2 separate regions of the Homo sapiens genome follow, and region 2 is linked to region 1. A link is an interaction called in ENCODE POLR2A ChIA-PET data of the cell type or tissue named here. Cell type or tissue: OCI-LY7. All regions are shown on one strand. Each heading gives the region's core, and the rest is flanking DNA. Links, peaks and the distances in the headings are about the cores only.

What was found. ChIA-PET counts read pairs that join two places held together with the same protein. Peaks named below come from ENCODE experiments on the same cell type or tissue, not always from the same donor. Only the 100,000 strongest peaks of a DNase experiment are listed, where the experiment ranks them.
Region 2: POLR2A ChIA-PET joins it to region 1 with 5 read pairs; 1 of 35 experiments calls an interaction of 5 or more read pairs at or near these places.

Annotation. Positions count from the first base shown.
Region 1 is chr10:62,524,876-62,532,824 of GRCh38, reverse strand. No RefSeq gene overlaps it. Among named protein-coding and RNA genes, the nearest start is that of ZNF365, 150 kb to the right of the region's middle. RefSeq lists an enhancer at 5,275-5,494. In OCI-LY7, for the core only: no CTCF peak of the experiment used is centred there; DNase peaks (open chromatin) are centred at 3,264 and 4,164; H3K4me3 peaks cover 1,908 bases; H3K27ac peaks cover 2,500 bases.
Region 2 is chr10:62,105,002-62,112,950 of GRCh38, reverse strand. No RefSeq gene overlaps it. Among named protein-coding and RNA genes, the nearest start is that of LINC02621, 150 kb to the left of the region's middle. RefSeq lists enhancers at 3,050-3,119, 3,150-3,199. In OCI-LY7, for the core only: no CTCF peak of the experiment used is centred there; DNase peaks (open chromatin) are centred at 3,620, 3,990 and 4,690; H3K4me3 peaks cover 1,326 bases; H3K27ac peaks cover 1,433 bases.

The DNA of each region.
Region 1 (7,949 bases), core at 2,886-5,385:
AACATTTTGTATTCTGCTATTATTGCATGGAGTATCCTATAAATATCAGTTAGTTTCAGTTGGTAGATGGTATTTTGTTTAGCGATTGTAAATCCTTTTAATTTTCTCTACTTGTTCTGTTATTGAGGGAGGCTTGCTAAAATATGCAATCATAACTGTGAGTGTCTCCATTTCTCATTTCAGCTCTATCAGTTTTTATTTCATATATTTTGAAGTGTTGCTGTAAAGTACATGCAGATTCAGGATTGTTATGTCTTCTTGGTGAATTGACCCTTTATCATTATGTAATGTAGCTCTTTATCCCTGATGATTTTCCTTGTTCCGACAATTACTGTGACATTAATATAGCCACCCATTTGTTTTGTTTAGGGTTTCCATGGTATATCTTTACCATCCTTTTACTTTTAACCTGTCTATATCATTATATTTAAAGTGTGTTTCTTATAGACCACATGTAATTGGGTTTTATTTTTTGTTTTCTGACAATCCCTATCCTTCAATTGACATGTTTAGACCATTTCCATTTAATATAATTTTCAATATGTTTAGATTAAGGCTACCATTTTACTAATGTTTTCTGTTTGTTCTCTCTGTTTTTGTTTTTGTTTTCTTTTGTTGTTTCTTCCTTTTCCCTCTCCTGCCTTCTTTGAATATTTAATTTTTTTTTAGACTTCCGATATAATTTATCTAGTAAGCTTTTGACTATATCTCCTTGTAAAAAAAATTTTTTGTGTGGTAACTTCAGGGATTAAATACATATATTTAAATTACATATTATATATATATAATCTCTACTAAATTTTCAGTCTAATTAGAATTAGTATTTTGCCACTATAAGTGAAATATAGAAAACTTACCATGAAATAAACCTTTTCACCTCCCCTTTTTAGTGATGTAGTTTTCACATGTATTAAATATTTGGCTGCAATTTTTGTTTCCAATCATCATCTATATTTTAAAGAACTTAAGAAAAAAAGAATAGCCTATTATGTTTACTAATTTTTTGCATTTCTGTTATTATTCCTTCATTCATTCCCCATGTCCAAGTTTCCTTCTAATATAATTTTTTTCATTGAATAATTTCCTTTAGCATTTCTTTTACAGTAGTTATGCTTGTGACAATTTTCTTAGCTAAGAAACATATTCACTGGATATGGAATATTTTCAGTGGATATAAATTCTGAATTGGCTGTTCCTTTCTTTTAGATCTTTTTTTTTTTTTTTTTTTTGATGGAGTCTTGCTTTGTCACCCAGGCTGGAGTGCAGTGGCGCGATATGGGCTCACTGCAAGCTCCGCCTCCCGGGTTCACGCCATTCTCCTGCCTCAGACCCGCCCAGCAGCTGGGACTACAGGTGCACGCTGCCATGCCTGGCTAATTTTTTTGTATTTTTAGTAGAGACGGAGTTTCACCGTGTTAGCCAGGATGGTCTCCATCTCCTGACCTCGTGATCCGCCCTCCTTGGCCTCCCAAAGTGCTGGGATTACAGGCGTGAGCCACGTGCGCCCGGCCTCTTTTAGCTCTTTAAAATCTTGTATCACTTGCTTCTAGCCTTGGTGGACTCTAACAACAAATTTACAAATATTTGATTTCTTGTTTCTCTTTATGAAGCACATTGCTTTCATCTGGCTGTTCAGGATTATTCTTTGTCTTTAGTTTTCAGCAGTTTGATTATACTGTGTTAGGCATGAATTTCTTTTGTTTTATTCCATTTTGGATTCACCAGTCTTCTTGAACATAAAAAATTATGGTTTTTTTTTTTTTTTTTTTTTGCCAAATTTAGGACCTTTTCAGCCATTGTAACTTTAAATGATTTTTCTGGCGCACGCACTTAGTTGTGTCTTTGTAAAACTGATGACATGACATTGATGTTAGAACTTTTGGTATTTCTCATAGCTCCCTAAGGTTCTGTTTATTTAAAAAAATTTTTTCTCCCTCTTGTGTAATATTTATTAATAATATTAATAATTATAAATAAATTTTGTGTAATTTCCATTAATCTATTTTTAAGTTTACTGACTCTTTATTCTGTTATCTCTGTTCTGCTATTGGATCTATCCAGTGAATTTTTTAGTTTGGACAGTATATTTTTCAGTTTTTAAATTTCTATTTGGTTTTCCTTTCTATCTTCTATTTTTTTTGCTGAGATATTTCACTTTTCCATTTGTTTGAAGAACGTTTACCCTTTATTTTACAGATAATTCCAATATCTTTGTCATCTTGGAGTTGGCATTTGTTATTATCTTTTCCTTGAGAGTTGAATTTTCCTTTTTTGTTTGTTTATTTTATTTTTTGCCTTGTTTGAATTTTTGTATAAGTAATTTTGGATTAAATCCTAGATGTTTTGAAGAATATATTATGAGATTCTAAGTCTAGTTTCAATCCAAAGGGAAATATTTTTCTTTGTTTGTTTAAACAGGCAGTTGTCTAGGCTAGGTTTGGGCCACAAGTTCTGACTTACCTTCTATAAGCTATGTTTTCAATATCACTTTAACTTTAAAATGTTTCCTGTGTTATCCAGATCAGTTCCCCATGTGTACTACCCTGTGGCCAAGTCTTTTAACTCTATGGTATGCTCAGATGTATACACGGGCACATCAATGGTGATCTCAGGCATTCAGATACAATAATATAGAATTGCCTTTTCGACTTCCCACCTCTCTGTGATCTCATTGATATGTTTTAGCTTCCTGGCACCTCCTTCATGGGCCTCCAGCTAGGAAGTTGAAGCTTTATTTTTTCTACTCGGCAAGGCACTTCTTGTGACAATATCTGTGTCCCAGGTCAAGTGATGAAGACAGAGAAGAAAAAAAAAAAAAGCAACGGGAATTCACACCATGCTCTTAGATCCATACTCATCTGGTCAGGGGAAGGTTCCCCTCTTTCAGAATTTTAGGCATCTATTCAGCTACCACTGTCATCACTGTACAATTGCCACTTCCATAATGCCTGGGGGTTGGGGTAGTAGAAAAAGGAAAAATACCAAAGTATTCTCCACTGTTTTCTACCCTATGCATCCCCCTTTCTTTGTCCTTTAAAGCAGAAGAGTTTCTCTTGAATCTCTTTCTGACAGCAGCCAGTGTGCACTTTCAGATGCTGGGCTGTGTCTTAGTCTATTTGTGTTGCTATAAAGGAATGTCTGAGATGGAGTGATTTATTTTTAAAAAAAGTTTATTTGGCTCATGATTCTGCTGGCTGGGAGGTTGGGCATCTGGCAAAAGTCTCAGGCTGCTTCCACTTAGAGCAGAAGGCAAAGTGAATGATGTGTGCAAAGATCACATGGCGAGAGCAGAAGCAAGAGGTAGGGATGTCAGGCTCTTTTAAACCACCAGCTCTCCTGAAAATTATTAGACTGAGAAGTCACTCACCCGTCTACACAGGGAAGACATTAATCTATTCATGAGGGATCTGCCCCCATGACTCAAATGCCTCCTATCAGGCCCTACTTCCAACACTGGAAATCAAATTTCAACATAAGGTTTGGAGGGGTCAAATATCCAAACCATAGCAGGCTGCCTTCATGTCTAGGCTAGGTAATACTGGAGGGAAAACACGGTAAATTCACAAATGATTTGACCAGACTTTGAATTCAAGTCTTATTCCTCAACCTGGATGCTACCATTTATTTTTCAGAGACTTCACATAGTAGCTGGTCCTTGCATTCAGTCCAGAATTTATAACTGCCTTCAGTAGGAGAGATGGGGTGGAGTGTGCTTACTCCATCTTCCTTGGAACCAGAACTCTTAAGTATGCTTTTAAAATTATTTTCAAAAGTGCCACTATTTTCATCTCATCTAGATTAAATTCAAGACCCAAGTGATAATTTCATTGGCCATCATTAGTTCTGTTACAGGCTATAGATGAAAACAGTCTTGGAGTCAATTCTTTTACATGTGACATTATCTTGAGTAAATTACCTATTGAGACTCTGTGTGTCAGTACTCTTACCTTCACGATAGGGACACAGGTCAGAGATAGCAATTAGTAATTAGTTAGAAATACATTGCAGTAGTCTAGGAAAGAAGTAATAGTGGCTCAGATCAGAGTAGTCATCATAGTAACACAGAGAGCCTCTTTGGCTTTTTTCATCTCACATTCATAGTCTATCCACCTTGATTTTCAAGATAAACAAGAGGATGTGGTCAAACAAAAAAGAGTCACTGTTTCAGTTCTTTTTTTTTTTTTTTCTGCCTCAAACAGAACCTTGATCTTTGTTAAAGTTCAGTATGAGGAACTGGTTTTGAATATTCGAGAGAAGAGAAAGTTTAGGAGTGAGGCTAGAGTAGGGCTGGAAACAGCATAGTTGTCTTCAAATAGCTAAAGGACTGTTTAATAGAAGAAACACTAAATGTATTATAAGCAAGCAGACACAAATAGAACTAAAGGAAAGACATTACAAGGAATCAGTTTAGCTTAATGGCAGGAAGAACTTGGTAATGGTTAAAGCTGTCTGTCTTAGTCTGTTTTCTGTTGCTTATAACAAAATACCTGAAACCGGGTAATTTATAAAGAAAAGGCATTTATTTGAACAGCAGGAAAATGGTGGATAGAAGGCAGGACTAACTTCCAGCTCCCACTCAGATGGACAGAGCAGCTTGTGGAGATGCACATTGTAAACTTTTACTCCAAGAACTACTGCAGGAACATACCCGGAAAGCCTAGAGAATCCACAGACCCTTTGAAGGAAGCAGATTGCTCCTGCAGGCCCCAGAAGATGGTTGAAAAAATGTGAGTGCCCAAAGTGTGAAAGGGGGATTGTCTGCCCTTGAACACACACCTTCACGGGGGAAACTGAAGGTCCAGATAATGGGAGAAGGATTTGATCTTACCTAGAGTTGAGACAAATTTAGAGAGCTAAGCAAAATACAAGGGTAGAAGTAGTGGGAAGAGCCCTGTGGGCTCTCTCGGTCCCCAGGGAAGCCATTTCTGACTTAGTCTCACAGAGATCCTTGGGAAGGGCTGCCAGAGGAACTGGGAAAAGACCACAGGGAGAAAGAAACTTCCAGCTGAACTTTGTAACAATTTCAACTGAACACAAATTTCCTCGATAGAAACTGGGGGAGGAGGTGAATCGGGAGTGGATACACAGCACAGAAGCCGCAGCAGGCAGGGAGGCACAAGACCTGAAAGCCCTGCTTGCTTTCTCAGCTAAAAGGCTAGTAGCCTGTGGCAAGTTCTCAGCCCTGCTCACTGGCTGCCTGGAAATAAACTCAGTGCTGTTGGTGGGGGCATGGTGGGAGTGAGACCAGCCTCTTGGGCTGCATGGGAGCTAGGTGAAGCCTGTAACTGCCAGCTTTCCCCGACTTCCCTGGTGACCTGCATGACACATCAGAGGCAGCTACAATCCCCCTGGGAACATAACTTCACTGGCCTGAGAACCACATCCCCATACCCCACAGCAGCTGCAGCAAGCCCCACCCAAGGAGAGCCTGAGCTCAGACAGGCCTAACCCTGCCCCGACCTGATGGTCTTTCTCTACCCACCCTTGTAGCCAAAGACAAAGGACATAATCTCTTCGGAGCTCTAGGGCTCCACCCACTGCCTTGATCCTCCCTATACTATGGCAACTGATGCTCCCCTGAAAGTGCCACCTCCTGGCTGGAGGCCAACAAATACAAAACTAGTGCAATAGACAAAACTACAACTAAGGACCCTCACAGAATCCATTTCACTCCCCTGCCAACTCCACCAAAACAGGTGCTGGTATCCAAGACTGAGACACCTGAAGATGGTAGACATGAAAATGGTTCACATCACAGGACTTTGGTCAGACACTCCCCAGTACCAGCCCAGAACCCAGTAGCTCCACTGAGTGGCTACATCCAGAAGAGAAATAACTGCAGTTTGGCTCTCAGGAAGCCACATCCTTAGGGGAAGGGGAGAGCACTACATCAAGGGAGCACCCCTTGGGACAAAGAATCTGAACAGCAGCTCTTGAGTCCCAGATCTTCCCTCTGACATAGTCTGTCCAAATGAGAAGGAATCAGAAAAACAGTTTTGGTAAAATGACAAAACATGTTTCTTTAACACCTCCAAAAGATCACACTAGCTCACCAGCAATGGATCCAAACCAAGAAGAAGTCTCTGAATTGCCAGAAAAAAAATTCAGAAGGTCGATTATTAAGCAAATTAAGGAGACACCAGAGAAAGATGAAGTCCAACTTAATGAAACCAAAACAATGATACAGGAAATGAAGGTGATATGGTTTGGCTGTGTCCCCACCCAAATCTCATCTTGAATTGTAGCTCCCATAATCCCTATGTGTCATGGGAGGGACACAGTGGGAGGTAATTGAATCATGGGAGCAGAGTTTTTCCCATGCTGTTCTCATGATAGTGAATAAGTCTCATGAGATCTGATGGTCTTATTAAGGGCAATTCCCCTGCACATGCTTTCTTGCAGCCATGTAAGATGTGCCTTTGCTCTTCCTTTGCCTTCTGCCATGATTGTGAGGCCTCCCCAGCCATGTGGAACTGTGAGTCCATAAAACCTCTTTTTCTTTATAAATTACCAAGTCTTGGGTATTTCTTCGTAGCAGTATGAAAATGGACTAATACAGAAGGGAAAAATCTTCGGTGAAATAGCATAAATAGAAAACAATCACAATTTTTGGAAATGAAGGACATACTTAGAGAAATGCAAAATACACTGGGAAGTCTCAGCAACAGAATCGAACAAGCAGAAGAAAGAACTTCAGAGCTCAAAAACAGGTTTTCAAATTAACCCAATCCAACAAAGACAAAGAAAATAGAATTTTTTAAAAAATGAACAAAGCCTCCAAGAAGTTTGGGACTATGTAACTAAACCTAAAAATAATTTGTGTTCCTTAGAAAGAAGAAATCTAACAAGTTTGGAAAACATATTTGAGGGAAAAATCAAGGCAAACTTTCCTAGCCTTGCCAGAGACCTAGACATCCAAATACAAGAAGCTCAAAAAAACACCTGGGAAATTTATCACAAAAAGATCATTGCCTAGGCACATAGTCATCAGGTTATCTGAAGTCAAGATGAAGGAAATAAATCTTAAGAGCTGTGAGGCAAAAACACCAGGTAACCTATAAAGGAAAACATATGAGATTAACAGCAGATTTCTCAGCAGAAACCCTACAAGCTAGAAGGGATTGGGGCCCTATCTCTAGCCTCCTTAAACAAAACAATTATCAGCTAAGAATTTTGTAACCAGTGAAACTAAGCTTCATAAATGAAGAAAAGATACAGGTTTTTTTTTAGACAAACAAATACTAAGAGAATTCACCACTATAAAGCCTGCACTACAAGAACTGCTAAAAGGAGCTCTAAATCTTGAAACAAATCCTCAAACTACACCAAAATATAACCTCCTTAAAGCATAAATCTCACAGCACCTATAAAGCAAAAACATAATAAATAAATTTTAGAAAACAAGGTATTGAGGCAACAAATAGCACAATGGATAGAATAGTATCTCACATCTCAATATTAACATTGAATGTAAATGGCCTAAATGCTCTACTTAAAAGATACAGAATGGCAGAATGGATAAGAATACACCAACTAAGTATCTGCTGTCTTCAAGAGACTCAAATAACACACAAGGACTCACATAAACTTAAGGTAAAGGGGTAGAACAAGATATTCCATGCAAATGGGCACCAAAAACAAGCAGGGGTAGCTATTCTTTTGTCAGACAAAACAAACTGTAAAGCAACAGCAGTTAAAAAAGACAAAAAGGAGCTGGACACAGTGGCTCATGCCTGTAATCCTAGCACGTTGGGAGGCTGAGGCAGGAGGATCACCTGAGGTCAGGAGTTCAAGACCAGCCTGGCCAACATGGTGAAACCCTGTCTCTGCAAAAATACAAAAATTAGCTGGTATGGTGGCATGCACCTGTAATACCAGCCACTCCGGAGGCTGAGGCAGAAGAAGCACTTGAACCCAGGAGGCAGAGTTTGCAGTGAGCCGAGATCATG
Region 2 (7,949 bases), core at 3,045-5,544, 420 kb after region 1:
TACTTCAACGAGCATTTCCTTTGAGTATCATGTCAGTGTTCAAAAGGTTTCGGAGTTTGGAGTATTTTGGATTTTAGGTTTTTTGATTAGAGACATTCAACCTGTAGTTATTGAGCATTATTTCATTTAGTCCTTACAATGTGTAGGGGAGATAGTATAATATCTACTTTCAAGATGAGAAATCTGAAGCTCAGAGAGGTTAGTTAACCCACTCAAGTTTACACAGCTAGGAGGCAACAATGTTGGGGATAACCAAGATTCTCTCCTTAACCAAACTTTAATCAGGCTCCTCTGAGTCATCTTTTTGATGAGGCCTCACCCTGAAGGCTTTGTCCTTGGCCTATTTAGTCCAGTTTTAGTAAGAATCCTGTTGGGTCAGTTTAGCAAATATCCCCCACCCTTGATATCTGATGAAATTCCTCATCCCCATCTCTGGATATTTTTTCACCCTGGCCTTCCTTCAGCAAGAAGCTTGTCAAGTAGGTTTAGCCAGAATCTGCCTTACCCCTTGTTTACCCTTATAAAATGTTTACTGTTAGTAATTTTCCATCCACTGACCCTACCCTGCCCCTTGGCTATAAATCTCTACTTTTCATTGTTGTATTCAGAGTTGAGGCCAATCTCTCCCCCCTGGCAAAATTCCATTGTAGTAGTCTCCCTTGAATAGTCTGGCTTACTGTCTTTAACAAATGTCATGAATATATATATATATATATATATTTTTTTGAGATGGAGTCTCGCTCTGTCGCCCAGGCTGGAGTGCAGTGGCGCAATCTCGGCTCACTGCAACCTCCACCTCCCAGGTTCCCGCCATTCTCCTGCCTCAGCCTGCCGAGTAGCTGGGACTACAGGCGACCGCCACCACGCCCGGCTAATTTTTTGTATTTTTAGTAGAGATGGGGTTTCACCGTGTTAGCCAGGATGGTCTCGATCTCCTGACCTCATGATCTGCCCGCCTCGACCTCCCAAAGTGCTGGGATTACAGGTGTGAGCCACTGCGCCTGGCCAATATTTTTTTTTTAATAGGGATTGAAACCTGGGTCTGTCTGACTTTGTGGACACTGTCACACTCACCAGTATTTTTGAAAAAAGAGTTCTAAAAATTTTGGACTTGAATCTCCAGTAAACTACAGATATCCTTTAAAACAAACACATTTCATACATGAAGGTGCACAGCATAATTGGTTAAAAGAAGTTACTGTGGTATCAGACTACCTAGCTCCAAGTCCCAGCTCTGCAACTCACAAGCTGGGCAAATCACTTACTTGGCAGTGCCTCTGTTCCTTCGTCTGTAAAATGGGGAAAATATCAGTATGTACCTCATAAAGTTGTCATGAAAATTAAATGAGTTCATACATGTGAGCACTTTGAACAATGTCTAAGTACCAGCAAGCACTGTTACGTATACACTATTATTGTTATGCACGCAATATATCATATTCATTGTAAAGAAAACCCTATCCCCACTTAAAAAAATCAAAAAGATGAGATAAAAAGTAGATTAAACAGAAATGCATTATATTCTGCCTGTCTTCCTGGACTGGCTTGCACAGCTCCTGGCTTCCTTATTTTCTCCTTTGGCCACTGTGGGGATTGACTGTACCCACTTTGAATATTCCAATGGGCCATGTAGACCCATAGTGTGAGCCCATTAAGATCATAGACTGGGGATATTGTTCAGGAACCAAGAGGCTCAAAGAAACAAGTTTGCACTGAGAATGAGTCTGAGTACCCAAAGATCAGGCCGGAGTCCTGCCAGGAGAGGGGCAAGGCTGGCACTTCATTTCAGCTAAGCACAAAGTTTACATCGCATTGAGGACTTTCCCTGACCCATCTCTTTTCAAGTAGCTCCCTCATTCCCAGTCAGTCTATTCCATCACTTAGTTGTATTTTCTTCTTCACTGCTTCTCTGAAATTGTCCAATTTCTTTGTTTGTGTGTTTATTTTCTGTCTCCTTCATCAAGATATAGGATGCCATCTATTTCTTTCATAGTAGTATTTCCGGTGGTTAAACCAGTTCCTGGTACAGGGTTGGTGCTCCATAGATATTTATAGGATTAATGAGAAATTTAACCTTCTCTTATCGCCCCAGGGACTGCAAGAAGCTAATAAATAGAAGTTAAGGAACTTGAGAGCTTACCTAGGTAGCTCCTCCCCTATTGCCCGCCCCCTTCCTCATACTCCCAATTGATAAATGAGAAAATTGAAATTTGGAGGTTAGGAGACCATCCAAGAACATACACAGAGCAGGACCGAGGGCTCCTGACTCTTTATTTGACATCCAGGGGCTACATTGTGATGCCTTTTCTTTGCGGGAGGGAATAGGAGAATGCAGAAATTTTCTTTGTGTCTAAAATAGATTAGAAGGTGTAAAATCCAGGCCCTATCTTCTATCCACTGTGAGTCAGAACAAACTGTGTCTGCCTTCCATGGTTTTGAAATAATTTTGATCTAGGAAAGAAGGAAAAAGGAAAAAAGGAAGGGAGGGAGGAAAAGCAGAAAAAGGAACAAGGAAGACGAGAAGGGAAATGTTAATGAGGATATTTCTTTCCTTTTTGGTGTTGGGAATTCTCTGGAGGGTTTCCAGCCCTGGGCTAAAGGATACCTTCTTCTCTCATTCTTCTGGGCCACAGTTGCATTCGGCCTGAGGTTTCTATGGGAGACTAGATTTCAGGTCTATTTAAAGAGACAAGATGATTTGCCTACTACACCTTTTTGTTGAAATTTCTCAATCTTTTCCCATACTCTACTTCTTCTGAATTACATTTTGCCTCCTCTTGCTTTATTTGTATTCCAGCTAAGCCTCACTTCCTCAATGTCCTTCCACATTCTCAACAAAGTTGTATCAGATATTTATTGAGCTGGAACTTATTATATACAGTTACTTTCACTTCCCCTTTCTATGGATACTGCAGACATCTGTTTGAGTAGCTTTATTAGCCCTATTTTTTTACTTATGGAGACAAGGACCCAGAAAAGTTAAGTGATAACTTACCCTGGTATATAAGTCACAGTACTAGAATTTGAAGCCAAATCATGCAATTCCAAAGCCCATGCACTTTCTGTTATATCAGAGCCACTTCCTCTTAACACCATGTTAACCATTTAATAGCAGATTTGGCTGCAAATGACAGAACATCCCATTAATAGCACCTTAAACAAATGGGAAGCTTATTTTTCTCACATAATGAAACATGTAGATGAGCATCATCAGGCCTAGTGTAGTGGCCCAGGGATGTCAGGGGAGACTCAGCTTTGCTCTGTTCCACTGTGCCCTCCTTAGCATGTTACTTTCACCCTCAGACATGTTGCCACTGGTTGTAAGATGGCGACTCCACCTGCAGCCTCATGGCCACATTCCCAAAAGAAGAAAAACAGGGAAGGAGCAAAAGGCCAAAAGAACATGCCAGTTGGATTTGTCCTTTTTAAAGGTCTTTTTTAGGAGTCTCACAGATACTTCTGCTTTTATTTCTTTGCCCAAATGGTGTTGTGGGGGAGCCCCTTGCTGTATGGATAAAGAAGAGATGAGTTGGAGATTGGGTCAGCCAACCAACAACACCTGCTTCATCTTACTTGGCTGAAATTCTTTACCTCTTTACTTTCACATGGCTGCCTAATTGTTTTCTGAGACTCTTCAGAAGCATCCAGCAGTTCTGTAAGTGTAGAAACTGGTTTTACCATCTCTTGCACCCTGCCTGAGGCTAAGCTGGCCTCAAGGAATGACCAGTAAAGATTGACTGGAAAGAACTTCCCAAGAAGGCCATGGGAGAGGAAGAGCTTAGGAGATGGGTGACAGATGGGAGAAAACTCAGCCAGGATCATAGGACACATTCCTGGGGTCCTGCAGGTCCTGGAGTCATGCAGCTGAAGGCTGCTGCATGGTTAGGCCCCTGGGACATGCAGGGTTCATAAGAAGGTAGGAGGGATATAAGCCATCTCAGTCTGCCCAACTAAGCAGAGGGGAGGAAAAGCATGAGGTGAGCCTGTATCTGTTTTTGCCATCTCACTCCACTTTATCTATAGAGAGGAAATGCTTGCACAAATCATAATGACATTCTCTTTTAAGCCTGATTTCCTTTCATTCATTTTAACTCTCTTGATGCTGAAGCCAAGCTCTCTGATGGCTACATATGGGGGAACCATTATTATGGGTGGCAAGTGGGGGGATCTGTGAGCTGATGGAAAGTCTCCTGCTCTAGAAATAGCTCTTCCTGGGACCCTAGCAGTGTTGGACAGGCCACCATTTGAACTTAAATCTTTTTGGTCAAAACATTATCTGGTATCTTTTTCTTTATTGCTGCCTCTTCCACACTTTTTTTTTCTCTAGAGGCAGGATCTTGCTATGTTGCCCAGGCTGGAGTGCAGTGGCTATTCACAGGCATGTACTACAGTCTTAAACTCCTGGCCACAAGCCTTAGCCTCCTCTGTAGCTGGAACTACAGGTATGCGCAACCACGCCTGGCTCTCCCACTTTTTATTTTATTTTATTTTTTATTTTTATTTTTTACTTTTATTTTTTATAAACTATAGACATTTAAAGAAGAAAAAGTCTGGGTGCAGTGGCTCACGCCTGTAATCCCAACACTTTGGGATGCTGAGGCAGGTGAATCACTTGAGCTCAGAAATTTGAGACCAGACTGGGCAACATGGTGAAACCCCCGCTCTAAAAAAAAAATACAAAAAATTAGCCAGGCGTGGTGGTATGCACCTGTAGTTCTCAGCTGGAGGCTGAGGTGGGAAGATCCCTTGAGCCTGGGAAGTTGAGGCTGCAGTGAGCCATGATCGTGCCACTGCACTCCAGCCTGGGTGACAGAGTGAGACCCTGTCTCAAAATAAATTAATTAAATAAAAATAAAAAATAATGGCTGGGTATGGTGGCTCACGGCTCTAATCCCAACACTTTGGGAGGCCAAGGCGGGTGGATTACTTGAGGTCAGGAGTTTGAGACCAGACCAGCCTGGCCAACATGGTGAAACCCCCGTCTCTTCTAAAAATATAAAAATTAGCTAGGTGTGGTGGCACACACCTGTAATCCCAGCTACTCGGGAGGCTGAGGCAGGACAATCTCTTGAACCCAGGAGGTGGAGGTTGCAGTGAGCTGAGATTGTGCCACCGCACTCCAGTGGGACCCTGTCTCAAAATAGTAATAATAATAATAATAATAATAATACTATTAATAATAATAATAAGAAGAAAAAAAGTTCATCATCTCACTACTCAGGTAATCCATGTCCATATTTTAACGAATGAAAGTAATTCACCTATGTATTTTTAAAACTTCCAATAGTAAAGTATGAAATGAAACATAAAAGTCTTCATGCATCAGCTCTTTGTCTCTGCCCAAAAGTAGCCACTTGTAAAATATTTTTTATTGCTTTTAGAAAATGTGTTTATTTCTAGACCAGTGTGCATGTCTGTCTGTCCATCTATTCCTATAAAATTGACATAAAAAGAATGATTCAGTACACACAGTCCTCTACCTCTTTTTTCCCTGTCTCTGATATACAGAAAGCTACTTCATTCTTTTTCACAGCTGATAATAATCTATCAGATAGGAGGAGCCCCATAGGCTATGTAACTATCCCTTACTGATGGGTTACTTTTCCTTGTTGCTGTTACAAACAATGCCACAGGGAACACACCTGTACATATCTCTTGACCAACATGTGCAGGGATAATTATATAGGTAAATTCTTAGCAAGCAAATATTACTGAGTAAAATAATATGTACCTTTAAAAGTAGATGGACTTTGTCAAGCTTCCTTCCAGAAATGAACCAGTCCACCACCCCTGCCCCACATCAGTGTCTGACAGTGCTTGCCTGTCAATAGCCTTCTCAGAACAGGACTCATCACTGTAGGTTCTCATAACATGAGTTAAGAAACAATCTGTTGCTGCTGTTTAATTTTCATTATTTTACTTACAAATAATATTGAGCATATTTTCATACTTACTATGTCTTATTTTCACTTTTTGGTAATTAACTACTGATAAGCTTTGTCAATTTTTTTTTCCTATTGGATTGTTCGTTTTCTATTTTATTTACAAAAGCTTTTTGAAAATGAAAGCAATTAGCTCTTTTCCTGTCACATCCATTATAAATATTTTCCCAACTTGTCACTCGTTTCTTCTCTTAGTTGAGGGTATATTTTTACCCACCCCTCCAAAAAAAAATCACAATTTTTATATAGTCAAATTTAACTTTATGGTCTCTGGGTTTTGAATCCTTCCTAGAAAGGCCTTTCCTATTCCAGGAGCTTAAACACAGTCATTTATTTTCCTAGAACCATTATAGCTCATTTTCTATATTTAATTTTTTTTTTTTTTGAGACGGAGTCTCGCTCTGTCACCCAGGCTGGAGGGCAGTGGTGCAATATCGGCTCACTGCAACCTCTGCCTCCGGAGTTCAAGCAATTCTCCTGCCTCAGCCTCCTGAGTAGCTGGGACTAACAGGCACCTGCCACCATGCCCGGCTAATTTTTTTGTATTTTTGGTAGAGACGGGATTTCACCGTGTTAGCAGGATGATCTCGATCTCCTGACCTTGTGATCTGCCCGCCTCGGCCTCCCAAAGTGTTGGGATTACAGGCATGAGCCACTGCTCCCGGCCCTACATTTAAATTTTTGATCCATCTGGAATTGATGTTACTAAAATAACTGAAGTAAGGATCCAGCTTTATTTTTTTTCTCCAGTCAATTGATCTAGCACTGTTTACTGATTAATTGCCTTTTCCTCACTGTTTTAAAGTGTTGCCATTTCATATCTTAGTTCCCGTATGATTTTGGTTTCATTTATGAACTCTTCATTCTTATTCATTGATCTATTTTTCCCTAATGCCAAACCATTTTAATTATTAGAGCTTTAAAATAGTTTTAGTATCAGTCATCTAGTTCTTACTGTTTTTCATTTTCAACACTTTTTCTGACTCATCTTCATAATTAGTTTTACAAACAAACATTAATATTATTTTGTTAAGTTAAAAATTGCTATTTCAGTTGGGATTTCATTAAATGTACAAATTAACTTAGGAGGAAATGATATTTTTCTATCAAAGACCATAGTGTGTCTTTCCATTTGTTAAGTCATTTTTAGGTCTGCCAATAGGTTATCAAAGAGTTTTTAATAAAAGTCCTGCAAATTACTTGTTATATTGATCTTTAGGATTCTTTTCAGTTGCTGTATTTTAAATGAGATCTTTTCTTTTACCATAACCTCTAACAAGTTACGGTTTAGGAAAGCCTACTGGTTTTAAATAGTTACTTAGCAACTCATCTCTTCTCTGAATTCTCTTCTTGTTTTTTATTGTTTTCCAGTTGGTTCTCCCAGGTTTTCTGGGCCTGGTATCCTCTTTCAGAATGTAAATTATCCCATAAGGTGTAATATTTGTCAGATCATTTATTGATTAATATTTGACTAGGCCTGTGTTATGCGAGGTTGTGCTCCAGTTGTAAATGAGCCTGTACATTCCTACTTGGGTACTTCCCCTACAAGTCCTGCTTCCCCACCTCAACCACTGCCTTTCCTCTCTCTCAGTTCCTACAACACCCGGTGCTCCTTCTTGTTTGTGAGATTTCATGTATCTTATTTCTCTATTCATCACTTCTCAGACCTTCACTTAAAGGTTACTTCCTTCAGCCAGGCGCGATGGCTCATGCCTGTAATCCCAGCACTTTGGGAGGCCGAGGCAGGCCACTCACGAGGTTAGGAGTTCAAGACCAGCCTGGCCAAGATGGTGAAACCTGTCTCTACTAAAAATACAAAAATTAGCCTGGCGTGGTGGTGGGTGCCTGTAATCCCGGCAGGGAATTGCTTGAACCTGGGAGGCGGAAGTTGCAGTGAGGCGAGATCACACCACGGCACTCCAGCCTGGGCGACAGAGCGAGACTCTGTCTCAAAAAAAATAGTCACTTCCTTCAAGAGACCTTCCCTGAGCCTTGGTTGATGGTACC